Regions from separate parts of the Homo sapiens genome. Here region 1 is linked to region 2. A link is an interaction called in ENCODE POLR2A ChIA-PET data of the cell type or tissue named here. Cell type or tissue: Caco-2. All regions are shown on one strand. Each heading gives the region's core, and the rest is flanking DNA. Links, peaks and the distances in the headings are about the cores only.

What was found. ChIA-PET counts read pairs that join two places held together with the same protein. Peaks named below come from ENCODE experiments on the same cell type or tissue, not always from the same donor. Only the 100,000 strongest peaks of a DNase experiment are listed, where the experiment ranks them.
Region 1: POLR2A ChIA-PET joins it to region 2 with 10 read pairs; 8 of 35 experiments call an interaction of 5 or more read pairs at or near these places.

What each region holds. Positions count from the first base shown.
Region 1 is chr2:241,688,140-241,697,223 of GRCh38, reverse strand. It overlaps a transcript of ING5 not described here. Among named protein-coding and RNA genes, the nearest start is that of DTYMK, 5.9 kb to the right of the region's middle. In Caco-2, for the core only: no CTCF peak of the experiment used is centred there; no DNase peak of the experiment used is centred there.
Region 2 is chr2:241,840,305-241,849,958 of GRCh38, reverse strand. LOC124905350 (a long non-coding RNA gene) reads right to left here and starts at 5,792. Exons shown (of 2, transcript XR_007088410.1): 1 at 5,481-5,792; 2 at 3,479-5,394. It overlaps PDCD1 (programmed cell death 1), which reads left to right. Exons shown (of 5, transcript NM_005018.3): 5 at 1-75. RefSeq lists silencers at 6,648-6,942, 7,874-8,033 and an enhancer at 6,573-7,270. In Caco-2, for the core only: no CTCF peak of the experiment used is centred there; a DNase peak (open chromatin) is centred at 5,728; H3K4me3 peaks cover 629 bases.

The sequences.
Region 1 (9,084 bases), core at 113-8,112, 150 kb after region 2:
GGCCTTGTGTTCCGCCTGCCCCGGCCTCCCAAAGTGCTAGGATTACAGGCATGAGCCACAGCCCCTGGCCACCCATGTACTTATTAAAGAGCATCTTGGTTACTTCCAATTTTTGATTATTATATTATTATTATTATTTTGAAACGGAGTCTGTCTCTCTGTCACCCAAGCTGGAGTGCCGTGGCGCAATCTCGGCTCACTGCAACCTCCGCCTCCTGGGTTAAAGCGATTCTCCTGCCTCTTCCTCCCAAGCAGCTGGGATTACAGGTGCCTGCCACCATGCCCAGCTAATTTTTGTATTTTTAGTAGAGACAAGGTTTCGCCACATTGGCCAGGATGGTCTCTATCTCTTGACCTTGTGATCTGCCCGCCTCGGCCTCCCAAAGTGCTGGGATGAGAGGCATAAGCCACCACACCCAGCCTTGGTTATTATTATTTTTAGAGTCAGGGTCTTGCTCTGTCACCCAGGCTGAAGTGCAGTGGCACAATCATGGCTCATGCAGCCTCGACCTCCTGGGTTCAAAGGACCTGTTGCCTCAGCCCTCAATATCTGGGACTACAAGCACACACCATGACACCTGGCTAATTTTTAATTTTTTTTCTGTAGAGTTGGGGTATCTATGTTGCCCAGGCTGGTCTCCAACTCCTGGGTTCAAGCACTCCTCCAGCCTCAGCCTCCCCAAGTGCTGGGATTACAGACATGAGCCACCGCACCCAGCACTTTTGCCCATTTTTTCATGGGGTTGTTCTTTTACTGACTCACCATTTTTCTACTACTTTTCATTCTGTTTTGTTTTTTGTTTTGGGGGGTTTTTGTTTTTGTTTTTGTTTTTGAGATGGAGTCTTGCACTGTCACCCCGGCTGGAGTGCAGTGGCGAGATCCCGGCTTGTTGCAACCTCCACCTCCCAGGTTCAAGCGATTCTCCGGCCTTGGCCTCCCGAGTAGCTAGGATTACAGGCACCCACCACCACACCCGGCTAATTTTTTGTATTTTTAGTAGACACGGGGTTTCACTATGTTGGCCAGGCTGGTCTCGAACTCCTCACCTCGTGATCTGCCCGCCTCGGCCTTCCAAAGTGGTGGGATTACAGGCATGAGACACCGAGCCCAGCCTGTTTTGTTTTTTGAGACAGGATCTCACATTGTCGCCCAGGCTGGAGGACAGTGGTGTGATCACAGTTCACTGCAGCTTGACCTCCTGGGCTCAAGCAATCTTCTTGCCTTGGCCTCCGCAAATGCTGGGACTATAGGTATAAGCTGCCGCACCCAGCCTGTCTTACATTTTTAGCTGAATACTCCTTGTGAGCATCTGGCCCTGCTTTACTCACCCTGCTTTGTCCCACTGACTAGATCTATTTCATTGTAGTGGTGTATCAGACTTTAACAAACTCTTTACAGATGTTCCCAATATTTCAGTATCATAAATCATGCTGTAATGAACATGGCTATACATAGAACTGCAAGTATCTGTTCCCATTATGTATCACCGCCTTACAGACCCCTGAAAACTTAGTGGTTTAAAAGAACCATTTTTTTTTAGACGGAATCTTGCTCTGTCACCCAGGCTGGAGTGTGGTGGCGCGATCTCAGCTCACTGCAACCTCCACCTCCTGGGTTCAAGCAATTCTGCTGCCTCAGCCTCCTGAGTAGGTGGGACTACAGGCGCGTGCCATCATGCCTAGCTAATTTTTGTATTTTTAGTAGAGATGGGCTTTCACCAAATTGGCCAAGCTGGTCTTGAACTCCTGACCTTGTGATCCACCCACCTTGGCCTCCCAAAGTGCTGGGATTACAGGCGTGAGCCACCGTGCCGCCAAGAACTATTTTGTTATATGTGACAGCGTGCCAGGAATTTCAGCAGCTCCACCAGGTGACTGTCCTGTCCAGTGTGACAGAAAAGAGATCACTGGGGTGGCTGGAAGGCTGATGTCAGCTGGCACCGTGGGCCAGAACACCCACATGTGGCCTCTCCAGCACAGCAGTCTCAGTAGCAGCGGGTCTCACAGAGTCCCAGGAGGCTGGGGTGGAAGCCACCGGCTCTTGTGACCTCACTTTGGTAGCCCTAAGACATCACCTCACTACATTCTATTGGTCAAGCAAGTCACTGGGGCCGACCCAGGTTGAATGGGAGAAACATTATACCCACAACTAACAGTGGGAGGAGGAGCAAGAATACCACATTGTCTTACCAGTCCTTTTTTTTTGAGACGGAGTCTTGCTCTGTCGCAAGGCTGGAGTGCGGTGGCGCAATCTCGGCTCACTGCAATCTCCTCCTCCTGGGTTCAAGCGATTCTCCTGCCTCAGCCTCCCAAGTAGCTGGGACTACAGGCGCCCGCCACCAAGCCCTACCAATTTTTTTTGTATTTTTAGTAGAGACCGGTTTTCACTATGTTGGCCAGGCTGGTCTCGAACTCCTGACCTCATCATCCACTCGCCTCGGCCTCCCAAAGTGCTAGAATTACAGTGTGAGCCACCATGCCTGGCCGAGTATTGCACATTTTAAGTGCTGATACTTATAAATGAATTGCCCAAAGGGAAGGTTATACCAACCAGCATGGCCACTGGTTGCTTTCCATACTTCTGCCAACCCTAGATTTCATCAGGCTTTTTAAATGTTTAACCTTCGCTAACTCATTAGAGGGGGGAAAAAGCCAACCTTAAATATTTTAATCACATTTATTTCATTTTAAGTGAAGCTAAACTTTTTTTTAACATATTTGTTGCCTATTTGTGGTTCTGTCCTTTTCTCCTTTATATCTTTTACTGATTCTTTTTTTTTTGAGATGGAGTCTCGCTCTGTCGCCCAGGCTGGAGTGCAGTGGTGTGATCTTGGCTCACTGCAAGCTCTGCCTCCCAGGTTCATGCCATTCTCCTGCCTCAGCCTCCCGAAAAGCTGGGACTACAGGCGCCCGCCACCACGCCGGGCTAATTTTTTGTATTTTTAGTAGAGATGGGGTTTCACCATGTTAGCCAGGATGGTCTCGATCTGCTGACCTTGTGATCCGCCCGCCTCGGTCTCCCAAAGTGCTGGGATTACAGGCGTGAGCCACCGCGCCTGGCCATCTTTTAGTGATTCTCTGTGTAGAAACTGGTCTTCATGTATTTTGTCTAAAAAAAAAAAATCTTTATTATTAAGGGTTATTGGCCCTCACATATCATATATTAAATATAACTCTCCCAGAGATCAATTTGTCTTCTTTCATTCACACACACAAAACTGGCAAACCCTTTTGAAGGGACCCTGTTTTAGAAACTGCCAGAGAGGGCCAGGCGCGGTGGCTCATGCCTGTAATCCCAGCAATTTAGGAGGCCAAGGCGGGTGGATCACCTGAGGTCAGGAGTTCGAGACCAGCCTGGCCAACATGGTGAAACACCCCGTCTCTACTAAAAATACAAAATTAGCCAGGCATGGTGGTGGGTGCCTGTAATCCCAGCTACTCGGGAGGCTGAGGCAGGAGAATTGCTTGAACCTGGGAGGTGGAGGTTGCAGTTAGCCGAGACTGCGCCATTGCACTCCAGCCTGGGCGACAGAGCAAGACTCAGTCTCAAAAAAAAAAAAAAAAAAAAAAAGAGTTGTATTTCTCAGTGCAACAACTCTAATGTGAACAGGCGGGACAGCACACTCCATGGGGCCTCTCAGGGACCCACATTCCTTCTTGTATGGTGTCTGTCCACAAAGGGCCTTGCCATCGTCTGCCTGGTCAAGGCTGGGTTGCAACAAGGGGTATGTCGGAGAGCGTAGGGGATGCAAGCCTGCTGTGTGAAGGTCCACATGCCACATCTACCTGCAAGGAGGGTTGGGAGTTTAGCAGAGCAGTGAGTACCAGCACAACTCGAAGCTCCTGGGAGCAGGTGAGGACATGGACTGAACTGTGTCCCTCAAAATTCCTGTGTTGAAGCCCTGACCCCCAACGTGACTGTTTGTAGATAGGGCCCTTAAGGAGCTTTGCTTTTTTTTTTTTTTTTTTTTGAGACAGTCTCGCCCTGTCGCCCAGGCTGGAGTGCAATAGGGCGATCTCAGCTGCAACCTCCGCCTCCTGGGTTCAAGCAATTCTCCTGCCTCAGCCTCCTGAGTAGCTGGGATTACAGGCGCCCGTCACCACACCCAGCTAATTTGTGTATATTTAGTAGAGACGGGGTTTCACCACGTTGGCCAGGCTGGTCTCGAGCTCCTGATCTCGTGATCTGCCCGCCTCTGCCTCCCAAAGTGCTGAGATTACAGGCGTGAGCCAACGCACCTGGCCAAGGAGCTAATTAAGGTTAAATGAAGTCCTAATGTGATAGGACCAACAGTTTTCATGTGTCTGCTGCACAGTTAACAGACCCATGATGCTCAGACAGCAGGGTTTGCAGCAGAGAAAGAGTTTAACAAGGCCCAGGTGAGGAGGTGAAAGGAGACGTCTCCTCAAATACATCTCCCTCAGGAGTTCTGAGCTAAGGTTTTTAAGGGGATCATGGAAGGTGAGGGGCTGGAAAATGGGGGTCGCTGACTGGCCAGGGTAAGGAGGATGATTCACTAGAATGTGGAAACTGCATTCCTTGCTGAGTCAGCTCCTGTGGGGTCCTTCAGAGCAGCTGGCATCAGTACTTTCACTGGTATGCAGGGCCTGAAAGAATCTCAGGCTGGGCGTGGTGGCTCATGCCTGCAATCCCAGGGCTTCAGGAGGCCGAGGCAGGATGACCGCTTGGGCCCACCAGTTCAAGACCAGCCTGGGCAACAGGGCAAGACCCCGTCAGTATTTAAAAAAAAAAAAAAGCCAGATGTGTGTGCCTGTAGTTCCAGATACTTCAGATGCTGAGGCAGGAGGATCACTCGAGACCAGAACCTCAAGGCTGCAGTGAGCTACGATTGTGCCACTGCACTTCAGCCTGAACAAGAGTGAGACCCTGTCTCTAAAAAGAAAAAAAAATTAAAATAAAAAAAAAATCTCAAAGGGAAAAGTTAAGGTTTCATAATGTTCAAGTTGTTATCTCTGGAGCAGTTAAGGGTAACTGTAATCTTATAACAAGAGTCTACCTGATTCTGAGGCACGAGGCGCCAGCTCAGAGGGGCTCACCACATGACTGGTGCTGCGTGTGCTGCAAGCTCGGTTATTCCATTTCCCCCTCCCCTCTTCCTTGATTAATTTTGTGTTTTTAGTGACGGTTTTCTTTTTTTATATTTTTTTAAAAATTGAGACAAGGTCTCACTCTGTCACCTGGGCTGGAGTGCAGTGGCGCAACCATGGCTCACTGCAGCCTCAACCTCCTAGGCTCAAGTGATCCTCCCACCTCAGCTTCCCAAGTAGCTGGGACTATAGGCACGCCCACCTATTTATTTTGTAGAGATAAATAAATCTACAAATAAGTCTATGTTGCCCAGGCTGGTCTCAAACTCCTGAGCTCAAGCAATCTACCTGCCTCCCAAAGTGCTGGGATTGTAGGTGTGAGCCACCATGCCTGGCCAGGGATGGTTTCAATAAGGGTGCAACCCTAATCCGATAGGGCTGGTACCCTCATGAGAAAAGGAAGAGGTACCAGAGCATTCTCTTTGCTATGTGCAACTCTAAAAGACAGCCCGTACCAGGCAGCAATCTGTCGGGCACCTTAATCTTGGACTTCCAGCCAATAAATGCCTATTGCTTCAGTTCCCCAGTCTAAGGTAGTCTGTCGTGACAGCCCCAGCCCACTGACGGTGAGAGACTTTATTCCCTGCGTGGTGGAAGTTGCAGCACACTAAGAAACAGGGACTAGCAAAAGAGCTTTCCTGCTCCTTCAGTTTTTTTGTTTTTGTTTTTTTTTTTTGAGACAGTGTCTCACTCTGTCACCCAGGCTGCAGTGCAGTGGCATGATCTCAGCTCACTGCAACCTCCACCTCCCAGGTTCAAGTGATTCTCCTGTCTCAACCTCCCAAGTAGCTGGGATTACAGGCATGTGCCACCACACCCAGCTAATTTTTGTATTTTTAGTAGAGACGGTGTTTCACCATGTTGTCTAGGCTGGTCTTGAACTCCTGACCTCAAATGATTCACCCACCTCGGCCTCCCAAAGTGCTGGGATTACAGGTGTCAGCCACAACACCCAGGTCCTTTTTTTTAAATGGAAAATCTCAAACACAAGAAAGCAGATAACCTGGCTGGGTGCGCTGGCTCACGCCTGTAATCCCAGCGCTTTGGGAGGCTGAGGCAGGTGGACTCACCTGAGGTCAGGAGTTCAAGACCAGCCTGGCCAACATGGTGAAATCCTGTCTCTACTAAAAATACAAAAAATTAGCCGGGTGTTGTGGCGGGCGCCTGTAAATCCCAGCTACTTGGGAGGCTGAGGCAGGAGAATCGTCTGAACCTAGGAGGTGGATGTTGCAGCGAGCTGAGATCACACCACTGGACTCCAGCCTGGGTAACAGACCGAGGCTGTCTGGGAAAAAAAGAAAAAAAAAAAAAGCAAGCAGAGAACCTAATGAACCCACGAACCCATGTGTTCACCTGCATCTTTCTGCAATTATCAGCCTGTGGCCAACTCCATTTCACCTGTATCTCTGACCACACAGACCCAGCATCCCACCATTTCCCCTATAAAGTGGATGTACTCACCTATCAGGCCTCCAGAGTCTCGTGGAGTGACTCTTGCTCCCATTGCTCCTGGACAGACAGTGCTGGAAATCAGGCCTGAGGCTGTCAGTGGCAGTACGAAGGACACTGGATGCTCAGCCACGCAGACCCTCCTATGCCCACGCCAGGGCTGAGGTCAGCAGGCTGGGGTGTGGCAGTCATCCTTTGATCACGCAGGAACACCAAGAGAACTGCTAGGATGTGGACCAACCTGATGTCACTGAGTCACGGGAGCAGCTCCTGCCTGCCTAACACTGGACTTCATGTAATGTCAGATGATTAAATATCTTAATGCTGTGAGCCACAGGAGGCTGGCTGGTATTCTGCTACCTGTGCTAAAAGGTATCCTAAGAGAGGTACACCATGCTGGAATAGGCAAAAGCAAACCTGTTTCTTGTATCTTAGTAACACACTTCAAGGTGCTTATGTGCTTGAGCAATTCCTGCAGTCAAATGGGCCCTCCACCCCCCAGTACACAAGGCCCAGCCAGCCAGATTCCCTCCATCTTCACCCTCCTCCCCCGTCCCAGGGGAGCCAGGAAAGCCATGCATCCACCAAGGCGGATGCGCTGTGTCCCTCTGCATCAGCCTGCTGAGTCCTCCTGGACCTGATGAGAGACAGTACCGCAGCCTTGCCCAGCCCCGGGAAGGTGGTCTTCCTTCCTACAATCCCCTTCATCCTCTGGAAGGTGGTCTTCCTTCCTACAATCCCCTTCATCCTCTGGAAGGTGGTCTTCCTTACTACAATCCCCTTCATCCTCTGGAAGGTGGTCTTCCTTACTACAATCCCCTTCATCCTCTGGAAGGCAACAAGATGGAATTTTATAAGGAGACATCAATCAGAAAAAAGGATATTACTTTTATTACTTATCTATGTAAGGGAATAGTAAGTACTATTCTTAGTACTTGTAAGCGTTCGCTAGGTTGTGCTGTGGTAACAAAGGATCCCGAAGTCTCAGTGACTCGAAATCACGATGGTTTACTTCTTGCTGGTGCTGCCCATCAGCTACAACGGCTGTACTTCATGGGCCTTTGTTACAGGATCTGGGGTGAAAAACCAGCCCTCACTGTGCACATGCTGTGTTCATGCTGGGGGCAGAAGGGGAGGGACCAAACCACAAAACACCCTTTAAAGCTTCTGCCTGAACAGGGCACATGACAGCAGACTACTTTACATTACCATTTGGAAGTCTCACCACTAAGCTTGACGTAAAGGAAGAAAGGGTAGGCCAGGTGCAGTGGTTCACGTCTGTAATCCCAGCACTTAGGGAGGCTGACGTGGGCGGATCACCCGAGGTCAGGAATTTGAGACCGGCCTGGCAAACATGGTGAAAACCCATCTCTACTAATACAAAAATTAGCTGGGCGTGGTGGCAGGTGCCTGTAATCTCAGCTACTTGGGAGGTTGATGCAGGAGAATAGGTTGAACCCGGGAAGTGGAGGTTGCAGTGAGCCAAGATCATGCCATTGCACTCCACTCTGGGCCACAAGACAGAAACTCCGTCTCAAAAAAAAAATTAAATTAAAAAATAAATTGGCCGGGCGCAGTGGCTCACGCCTGTAATCTCAGCACTTTGGGAGGCTGAGATGGGCGGATCATGAGGTCAGGAGATCGAGACCATCCTGGCTAACACGGTGAAACCCCGTCTCTACTAAAAAATACAAAAAAAATTAGCCGGGCATGATGGTGGGCACCTGTAGTCCCAGCTAGTGGGGAGGCTGAGGCAGGAGAATGGGATGAACTCGGGAGGTGGAGCTTGCAGTGAGCCAAGATTGCGCCACTGCACTCCAGCCTGGGCAACAGAGCAAGACTCCATCTCAAAAAAATAAAATAAAAATACAAAAATTAGCCGGGCGTGGTGGTGGGCGCCTGTAATCCCAGCTACTCAGGAGGCTGAGGCAGGAGAATAGCTTGAACCCGGGAGGTGGAGGGTGCAGTGAGCTGAGATCGCGCCACTGCACTCCAGCCTGGGGGACAGAGCAGGACTCCGTCTCAAATAAAATAAAAGCAATAAAAGTAAATTAAAAAGGAAGAAAGGGCATAACTGGTAATAACAATATAACCCATATCCTTCCAGAACCCCAAACTGAATTGGGGAGGCTTCAGTCTGGAAAACATAAAGCTACTCTAGGTATGCAATGATAATATAATCGCGAGCTTACACAAATGCTGGGAGTAAAGTCCGGGAAATTGTTGCCAATGACCTCAGCCCAAAGCACTGAAGTGGGTGGTGGTCTCAAGAGCTCATGGGGAAAAAACCAATGCAAACTCAACACTTAGAAAGCTACCAGCAATTTCTTGGTCTACATCAGAGGCAGGTGGTTCTGAAAACAGAACAGCTTTGAATTTCATCTATATTTCTGGCTGAGGGTGCCTCCCAAGAATAATCGCCTCGAAAGGTAAGAGTGCCTCGTCTGGTAGACTGTAATCCAGGGCTACACAGATGATTCTGGGAAATGCAGTTCCTACCATTTCTTCTGCTAAGCAGAGAAAGTG
Region 2 (9,654 bases), core at 953-8,952:
TGGCTGGGACAAGGGATCCCCCTTCCCTGTGGTTCTATTATATTATAATTATAATTAAATATGAGAGCATGCTAAGGAGTTCTGTCCTGTCTGGTGGCTGTGGGGGCAGTGGGCAGGAGGGAGGGAGGCCTCCAGGGAGGGACAAGGCGGCAGCCAGGCTGAGGCTGTGTGTGGAGGGTGCTGGTGGCTCCCCTGGATCCTGGCCTGAGTCAGGCCTTCCCCTCGCTGTCCCAGAAACACACAGGCCCTCCTCGCCCTGTTTGCCCCACTCACATGTAGAGCCCTCCGGTGAAAAATTCCTCCAACATCACGGGGCTGGGGACACCATCTTCCCCAAGCCCAGGCCTTTTAGGGGGGTCCCACGGCCCCCTGGCCCCAGGCTTCCTGGCCAGGCATGGGTGTCCCTGAGTGACTGTGCCTGCTCCATAGCCCCCGTGTCCCCATGCCTACCAGTCCCTCCGGGCAGGGGTGGTACCTGGTGCCAGGGCGTCCACAGCGGGGTGGGAGGGCTGCCCTGGGCTATGAGGGACACAGCATCTGCGGGTCCCTCCCTAAGTACACAGGGTGGGGGCAGCGGGGGAGGCGGGGTCACGTCTGCTGGAGCCCTATCACCCTGCTGCGGTCCTTGGCAGCTAGCAGCAGGGACGGTGCAGGGAAAGGAGCCCTGCCAGGCCCTCGGGCACCGCAGCCAAACACCCACTGACACCCCGGGGCTCATTCTCTGCTTGCCATCCTGGAGCCCAGTCCTGGACCCCATGCCTGTGTCAGGGACAGGCACAGAGACCTCGCAGCTCTGGGAACTCCCGGTGAGATCCGGCAGATCAGGCCTGGCAGGGAACGCTGCCCGGGGGCTCTGCACATGATGTGGGTTTCCATCCGCAAAACCCGATAGGTCCCATGGAAAATGACCACAGGCAATGAGAAAGCCATAGAGTGCTGCCTGTGAGATCAGCGTCCAGAACTCACAGCTCTCAAACACCCACTCACAGCGCAGCGCGCCAGCGTCCAGAATTCACGGCTCTCATTCATCCATTGACAGCGCAGCGCGCCAGCATCCAGAACTCAAGGCTCTCAAACACCCATTCACAGCGCAGCGCGCCAGCATCCAGAACTCACGGCTCTCATTCATCCACTGACAGCGCAGCGCGCCAGCATCCAGAACTCAAGGCTCTCAAACACCCATTCACAGCACAGCGCGCCAGCATCCAGAACTCACGGCTCTCATTCATCCATTGACAGCGCAGCGCACCAGCATCCAGAACTCAAGGCTCTCATACACCCATTCACAGCGCAGCGCGCCAGCATCCAGAACTCAAGGCTTTCATTCATCCATTGACAGCGCAGCGCGCCAGCATCCAGAACTCACGTCTCTCATTCATCCACTGACAGCGCAGCGCGCCAGCATCCAGAACTCAAGGCTCTCAAACACCCATTCACAGCGCAGCGCGCCAGCATCCAGAACTCAAGGCTCTCATTCATCCATTGACAGCGCAGCGCGCCAGCGTCCAGAACTCACGTCTCTCATTCATCCACTGACAGCGCGGCGCGCCAGCATCCAGAACTCAAGGCTCTCAAACACCCATTCACAGCGCAGCGCGCCAGCATCCAGAACTCAAGGCTTTCATTCATCCATTGACAGCGCAGCGCGCCAGCATCCAGAACTCAAGGCTCTCAAACACCCATTCACAGCGCAGCGCGCCAGCATCCAGAACTCAAGGCTCTCAAACACCCATTCACAGCGCAGCGCGCCAGCATCCAGAACTCAAGGCTCTCATTCATCCATTGTCAGCGCAGCGCGCCAGCATCCAGAACTCAAGGCTCTCAAACACCCATTCACAGCGCAGCGCGCCAGCATCCAGAACTCAAGGCTCTCATACACCCATTCACAGCGCAGCGCGCCAGCATCCAGAACTCACGTCTCTCATTCATCCACTGACAGCGCAGCGCGCCAGCATCCAGAACTCAAGGCTCTCATTCATCCATTGACAGCGCAGCGCGCCAGCATCCAGAACTCAAGGCTCTCAAACACCCATTCACAGCGCAGCGCGCCAGCATCCAGAACTCACGGCTCTCATTCATCCATTGACAGCGCAGCGCGCTAGCATCCAGAACTCACGTCTCTCATTCATCCACTGACAGCGCAGCGCGCCAGCATCCAGAACTCAAGGCTCTCAAACACCCATTCACAGCGCAGCGCGCCAGCATCCAGAACTCACGGCTCTCATTCATCCATTGACAGCGCAGCGCACCAGCATCCAGAACTCAAGGCTCTCATACACCCATTCACAGCGCAGCGCGCCAGCATCCAGAACTCAAGGCTTTCATTCATCCATTGACAGCGCAGCGCGCCAGCGTCCAGAACTCACGTCTCTCATTCATCCACTGACAGCGCAGCACGCCAGCATCCAGAACTCAAGGCTCTCAAACACCCATTCACAGCGCAGCGCGCCAGCATCCAGAACTCAAGGCTCTCATTCATCCATTGACAGCGCAGCGCGCCAGCGTCCAGAACTCACGTCTCTCATTCATCCACTGACAGCGCAGCACGCCAGCATCCAGAACTCAAGGCTCTCAAACACCCATTCACAGCGCAGCGCGCCAGCATCCAGAACTCAAGGCTTTCATTCATCCATTGACAGCGCTGCGCACCAGCGTCCAGAACTCACGTCTCTCATTCATCCACTGACAGCGCGGCGCGCCAGCATCCAGAACTCAAGGCTCTCATTCATCCATTGTCAGCGCAGCGCGCCAGCATCCAGAACTCAAGGCTCTCAAACACCCATTCACAGCGCAGCGCGCCAGCATCCAGAACTCAAGGCTCTCATACACCCATTCACAGCGCAGCGCGCCAGCATCCAGAACTCACGTCTCTCATTCATCCACTGACAGCGCAGCGCGCCAGCATCCAGAACTCAAGGCTCTCATTCATCCATTGACAGCGCAGCGCGCCAGCATCCAGAACTCAAGGCTCTCAAACACCCATTCACAGCGCAGCGCGCCAGCATCCAGAACTCACGGCTCTCATTCATCCATTGACAGCGCAGGGCGCTAGCATCCAGAACTCACGTCTCTCATTCATCCACTGACAGCGCAGCGCGCCAGCATCCAGAACTCAAGGCTCTCAAACACCCATTCACAGCGCAGCGCGCCAGCATCCAGAACTCACGGCTCTCATTCATCCATTGACAGCGCAGCGCGCTAGCATCCAGAACTCAAGGCTCTCAAACACCCATTCACAGCGCAGCGCGCCAGCGTCCAAAATTCACGGCTCTCATACACCCATTCACCCCATTCACAGCACAGTGCGCTAGGAGACGGAGTGGCGGGCGATGTTTCATCTAGGACAGCAAGAGAGAAGATGCTCCCGGCATAAACCTAGCCAGAAACGTGGGAAAGCTGCCGCAGAGGCTGAACTCAATCAAAGGCACCCTGACCCCCGGGCCCCGAAGAGGCGCCACAGCTGCAAACATGCACGTTCTTCCGATACAATTTGTAAATTTAATACGATCCCAGTAAAAACCACAGTTCTGGAACTACCATGCTCATATGGAAAAATTAACAAGCAAGTAACAGCCAAAAAAACCATGAAAAGAAAGTGAAAGAGGACCAGCTTTATGAGCTCAGGGGAAACTTACTGTAATGAAAACAGGGTGGGATAAGCACCAGAAGACACAGGAACAGGCCCAGTCCCTGCGACCCAAATCAGTGAGGGGAAAAACGACTTTTTAACCAACTGCCCAGGGATAGGGATAGCCATCTGGAAAAGTATTAAGTTAGACTCATATGCACAAAATCCCAAATGCAGCAGAGAGAAAAGCATACAAAAAGAACCCTGGCCGCGCGTGGTGGCTCACGCCTGTGATCCCAGCACTTTGGGAGGTCGAGGCGGGTGGATCACAAGGTCAGGAGATTGAGACCATCCTGGCTAACACGGTGAAACCCTGTCTCTACTAAAAACACAAAAAATTAGCCGGGCATGGTGGCGGGCACCTGTGGTCCCAGCTACTCGGGAGGCTGAGGCAGGAGAATGGCGTGAACCCGGGAGGCGGAGCTTGCAGTGAGCCGAGATCATGCCACTGCACTCCAGCCTGGGCGACACAGCAAGACTCCGTCTCAAAAAAGAAAAAAAAAGGAACCCTACAAGAAACAAGAAACCGTGGGTGCATTCTTGCAGTGTGGGAGGGGAAGGCATTCCCAATGAATAAAGGACATCAGGCAACAATTAAAGAGAAGACTGATACACTGAACTCCATATATTGGAAAACAAAAAACTTTAGCTTGGCAAAAAAAATCATAAACAAACTGAGGGAAAATGTTTGCACCACCACAAAAGAGCGAATATGCCAGTCGTAGGAAGATCTAAGAGTCTGGAAAAAGCAAGGTCAAAAATACACGAGAAAGTGCAGGAGACATAACCCAACAGCTCAGAGAAAATGTGTGTGCGTGAGCCTGTGTGTGCACGTGTCTACACGTGTGTAGACATATGTGTGCATACAAATGTGTGTATGTACATACACAGGGGTATGTGTGTGGGTGTGTGTGTACAGGTGTGCGGACGTGTGTATCTACAATATATGTATATACGGCAGTGCCTGCGTGCATACCCATATCCCTTAAACAATGAAAGGTTGTTCAGGTTCTCTCAACAAAAATACAAGTTGAAACTACATCCACCAGGCTGACAGAGCTCTGACAACGGTGCGGCTGTTGGCGAGGCAGCAGGGAGCAGGCCTGAGGGGCTGGCGGGGAAGCCGAGCTGGAGACGCACCGGTGCTGTCTGGTAGGCGGTGGGCACTTGCCCTTTGCCCCCTCAACCCCCATCCTCGTCGAAACACTTCCCAGAGGTCACCGGCAAACATGTGCAGACGCAGAGCCCACGAGCTCACGGCGCTGGCTCGGCAACGGCAAAGCCGTCCAAAGCCGGCCGGGGGCTTGAGCCCGCCCCGGAGCCTCCATCAGCTGAGAGCTGGGGCCGCGGGAGCAGGGAGGAGGCTCAGGGCTCCCCACAGAGGGTCAGGTCACTCAAGACCATGAGGGGACACACGCGCAGGACAGAACAACTCGCTGTCCCCAACTTGCTGTCGTGTGAAAATGACACGGCAGCAGTCTGAGCATCAAACAATGCCAAATTAAAATTAAAAACCTAACTGAGGCTTGGCACGGTGGCACTTTGGGAGGCCGAGGCGGGAGGGTCGCTTGAGCCCAGGAGTTTGAGACCAGCCTGGGCAGCAAAGTGAGATCCTGTCTCTAAGGAAAAATTTTAAAATTAGCCAGGTGCGGTGGTCCCAGCTCCTCGGGAGGCTGAGGCGGGAGGATCCCTGGAGTCCCGGAGGTGGAGGCCGCAGTGAGCCACGATGGTGCCACTGACTCCAGCCTGGGCGACAGAGCAAGACCCTGTCAAAAAAAAAAAAAAAAAAAGCCTAATTGATTGACACACTTTGAGTACGTTAAAAAGAACATGAGCTCAGATCGATACTCACAAAAAGAGACAAGGCGGGCGGGGAGGGAGGAAGCGGTCGCTGTCCCCGGGCGTCCGCGGTGTGTTGGCGGCTGAGAGACCGCGGCGCAGTCAGCACTTCGCCTCCCGCCTTCCCGTCAGGCCGCCCCGCGCCGCCGCGCACTCACTTTTTCCGTCCCCGGCTGGCCCCGGGCCTGTGTCGCCGCCGGGCTGCGGCTGCGCTCCCGCCCCACCCACGCGCCCCAGGCGGGTCGGCCCGGCCTCGCACAGCAGCTGCGGCGGCTTCAGGAGCGCCCTGGGTGTGGCCGGGCCTCGGGGCTCCCCGGGGGACAGTGCCGGGAGGAGGCCGGGGCGCGTGGGACCCGGAGCGAGAGAGGCGCGGCCCCGCCCCGTGTCCCAGGCCCCTGAGCCCGGCCAGCTCCACCCACGCCCGCGCCCCCGCGCCCCCGCGCCCCCGCGCCCCCGACCCTGCAGCGCCGCCCCCACCCCTGCGCCCCACCCCAGCCCCGCCCACACCCACCGGCCGGGTCTGCGGAGTGCGTGGGCGTTGGACGCCTTACTCTGCACGGGGGACCGCGGGTCCTGTGGGCCTCGTGGATGGAGCCCGGGGTCCTTGGAATTGGGCGGGGTGGGGGGGAGTCCGCCCAGGGCTCCCAGCAGGAGCGAAGGTGAGCGGGGGGCCTCTGAAAGGGAACCCACCCTCGGGCTACAGGAGACCGGGCTGGCGATCTGGGTGCAGCGCCAAGGCCCTGGGGGCTGGTGGGGCCGCATGGGGGGCTGCGGTGTGAGTCCTGGTGGTCTCTACCCTCGTGCGTCAGGGCTCCAGTGTGGACAAACCTCGCTCTGAGTCTGGGTGAGGCTCCTGAGATTCTGGAGAGTTCAGGATGTGGAGGGTCCTCTGGAGGGTGACCGAGGCCGTGTGACCACACCATCGCCGTGGCCCCCTCGACTGTGGCACAATCGCTCCCCTTCTTGGGTGGATCTCCGCGTGTTCTCCCCATACCTCTGACCCCAGTCAGTCTGCCGCACCCACCAGTGGGGGCCCCTGTGTTTGTCCAGCCTTAGAAAACCTGGCCGGGGTGTGGCCGGAGGGGCACTGCCGGTGCCACTGGCCAGGGCTGTGAGAGCGCAGGATGCCTGCCCCGGGCACGGGGGCACCGTCGTCCCCAACTGCTTAGCCACAGAATCCAAGATTGGTTTGGGGTCTTCAGTTTTTATCTCAATTCAACCTGCAAAACCAAGTTATTACATACATGGAGGAGTATTCAGCCTTAAAAAGATGGAAGTCAGTGCACCCCATTCCCAGCAGCGCAATTCACAATCAGCGGCCATGTGGAAGCAGCAGCTCCGTGTCCACCGCCGGAGGAAGGAACGGACAGCACGGTGATTCCGCACAGAGGGAGTCACCTCAGGAAGGAAGGGCTCCCACACCCGCCGCAGCGTGGAGGAACCTCGAGGACGTCACACCGAGGGGCACAAGCCACAAAAGGACAAACACTGTGTGACTCCCCACACACGAGGTCCCCAGAGTGGGCCGGTTCATAGGCAGAAAAAGCAGACGGTGGGGCCCGGGGTCGGGGGAGCCAGCGGGAAGTGAGTGTTTAATGGGGACACTTTCTGTTTTGCAAGAGAAAAAGAGTTTCTGTTTCTGGGCTGGGAGGTCAGCCGCTGAACCGCTGAACCACAGTTGCTGGGCGGGGAAAGTGGGCCTCGACCACTGCCTGGCCTATGCAGGCTGCCCCGGAATCAGGGGCAGGGGCAGGAGCGCCGGGTGTGAGACCTCAGCCCATGGCAGCCTTCGGCCTCGCTGATGGACAGAAGGGGAAACTGAGGCCCAGGGAGGTGTAGCTGTAGTAGTGAGAGTTCTCTAGAGAAATAGAACCAATAGGCCGGGAGTGGTGGCTCATGCCTGTAATCCCAGCACTTTGGGAGGTCAGGACAAGCAGATCACTTGAGGTCAGGAGTTCGAGACCAGCCTGACCAACATGGAGAAACCCCATCTATACTAAAAATACAAAATTAGCCGTGGGTGGTGGCGCATGCCTGTAATCTCAGGTACTTGGGAGGTTGAGGCAGGAGAATTGCTTGAACCCAGGAGATGGAAGTTGCAGTGAGCCGAGATCGCGCCATTGCACTCCAGCCTAAACAACAAGAACAAAACTCCGTCTCAAAAAAAGAAAAAAAAAAAAAGAACCAATAGAATGTGGAGACAGAGAGAGAGAAACTTACTTGGAGAAATTGGCTCACATGACTACGGCAGGCAGGCAGGCTGGGGACGCAGGAGGAGCCGAAGTAGCCACTCAAATCCAAAGATGCCTGCAGGCAGGATTCCATCCTCCTTTCTCTCCTTTCTCTCCGGCCTTCATAGACTGGATGAGACTCCTGTGTCGCGGAGGCTGACCTGCTGATTCAAAGTCTACTGATCTCAGCGGTAATTTTATCTTCGAAAAATACCTTCACTGAAACTTCTGGACTGCTGTTTGACCAACATCAGAGTCCTGCGGCCTGGCCAAGCTGACACAGAATGAACCATTGCAGGCCGAAGGAGGCGGAGCAGGTGGCACGCAGGACCCCAGCTCTTCCAGGAAGTCTGGGCTTGTGGGGGGAATGGCCGGTGCGGCAGGGGGTCCCTCAGCCAAGGCGGGCCTGCAGCCGATCACGTTTTCACAAGTCCATTGGCCACGTGGATGCCCTCAAGATTATACTGATTGTCATCCACTTTCTTCCTTCTCTTTTCTTGGAATTTTTATAGCTACACTTTTTTAAAAATTAATAGGCTCTACTATCTAAAGCAGTTTGGGGTTTATGGAAAAGCTGAGTGGAAAGTAGACGGAGCCCCCATGTGCCCCTCGCCTCGCCCCTCACACACACTCTGCACCCCTATTGTTAGCGCCTTTGCCTTGGTGCTGGGTCCTTGCTGTGCGACGAATCTGCACTGACCTGGCCCCATCACGCAGGGTCCACAGCTCGAATTGGGGGCCAGTCTTGGCGTCTTGCGTTCCGGGAGTCCTGGCAAGTGCATGAGGTCAGGTATCCACCATGATGGTGTCAGGAGAGGCTTCCCTGCCCCGAAATTCCCCCGAGCTCCACTATTCACCCCTCCCTTCCCTGGCAACCACTGAGGATTCTTACTGTCTGGGTAGATTGCCTCTCCCGGAATGTTGTATAGTTGGAATCATACAGCATGCGGCCTTTTCAGATTAGCTTTGAGAACTAAAAATAAAATTCTAAGCTCCCAGTCAACTAAAAGGACGCCTGTTAGCCAAGGAGACCCCAGAGAAACCTTAACACCTGAGTTCCCAGCTAGGACGGGACAGGAGGACATATACAGCTCGTTAGAGCCCCTCCCTTTTGTGGTTTAGACACAAATGCCCAGAGTGAATGTTGAAATAGAGACCATAAGATTGGCAGGATTGGGCCAGGCGTGGTGGTTCACGCCTGTAATCCCAGCACTTTGGGAGGATGAGGTGGGTGGATCACTTGAGGTCAGGAGTTCAAGACCAGCCTGGCCAACGTGATGAAACCCCATCTTTACTAAAAATAAAAAAATTAGCTGGCCGTGGTGGCGGGCGCCTATAATCCCAGCTACTCGGGAGGCTGAGGCAGGAGAATCGCTTGAACCTGGGAGGCGGAGGTTTCAGTGAGCCGAGATCGCACCACTGCACTCCAGCCTGGGAGACAGAGTGAGACTCTGTCTCAAAAAAAAAAAAAAAATTGGCAGGGCTGAATACAGCAGTAAGATGCCAAATTATCAACAGGACCTGAGGCTGCACCAGGCAGGGTGAAGTCACACACGCTGCACTGACTTATGTCCTGCCTGCCATGAGGTTTTCTTTTTTTTTTTTTTTCTGAGGTGGAGTCTCACTCCGTTGCCCAGGCTGGAGTGCAGTGGGGCCATCCCGGCTCACTGCATCCTCCGCCTCCCAGATTCATGCCATTCTCCTGCCTCAGCCTCCTGAGTAGCTGGGATTACAGGCATGCACCACCACACCCGGCTAATTTTTGTATTTTTAGTAGACAGGGTTTCACCATGTTGGTCAGGCTGGTCTTGATCTGACCTCGTATTCTGCCAGCCTCGGCCTCCCAAAGTGCTGGGATTACAGGCATGAACCACCGTGCCCTGCTGAGGTTTTCTTTTTCTCTAGCAGCTAAACAAGCACCAGCCTCTAGGGAAGCCACATTCACACAGCTGCATC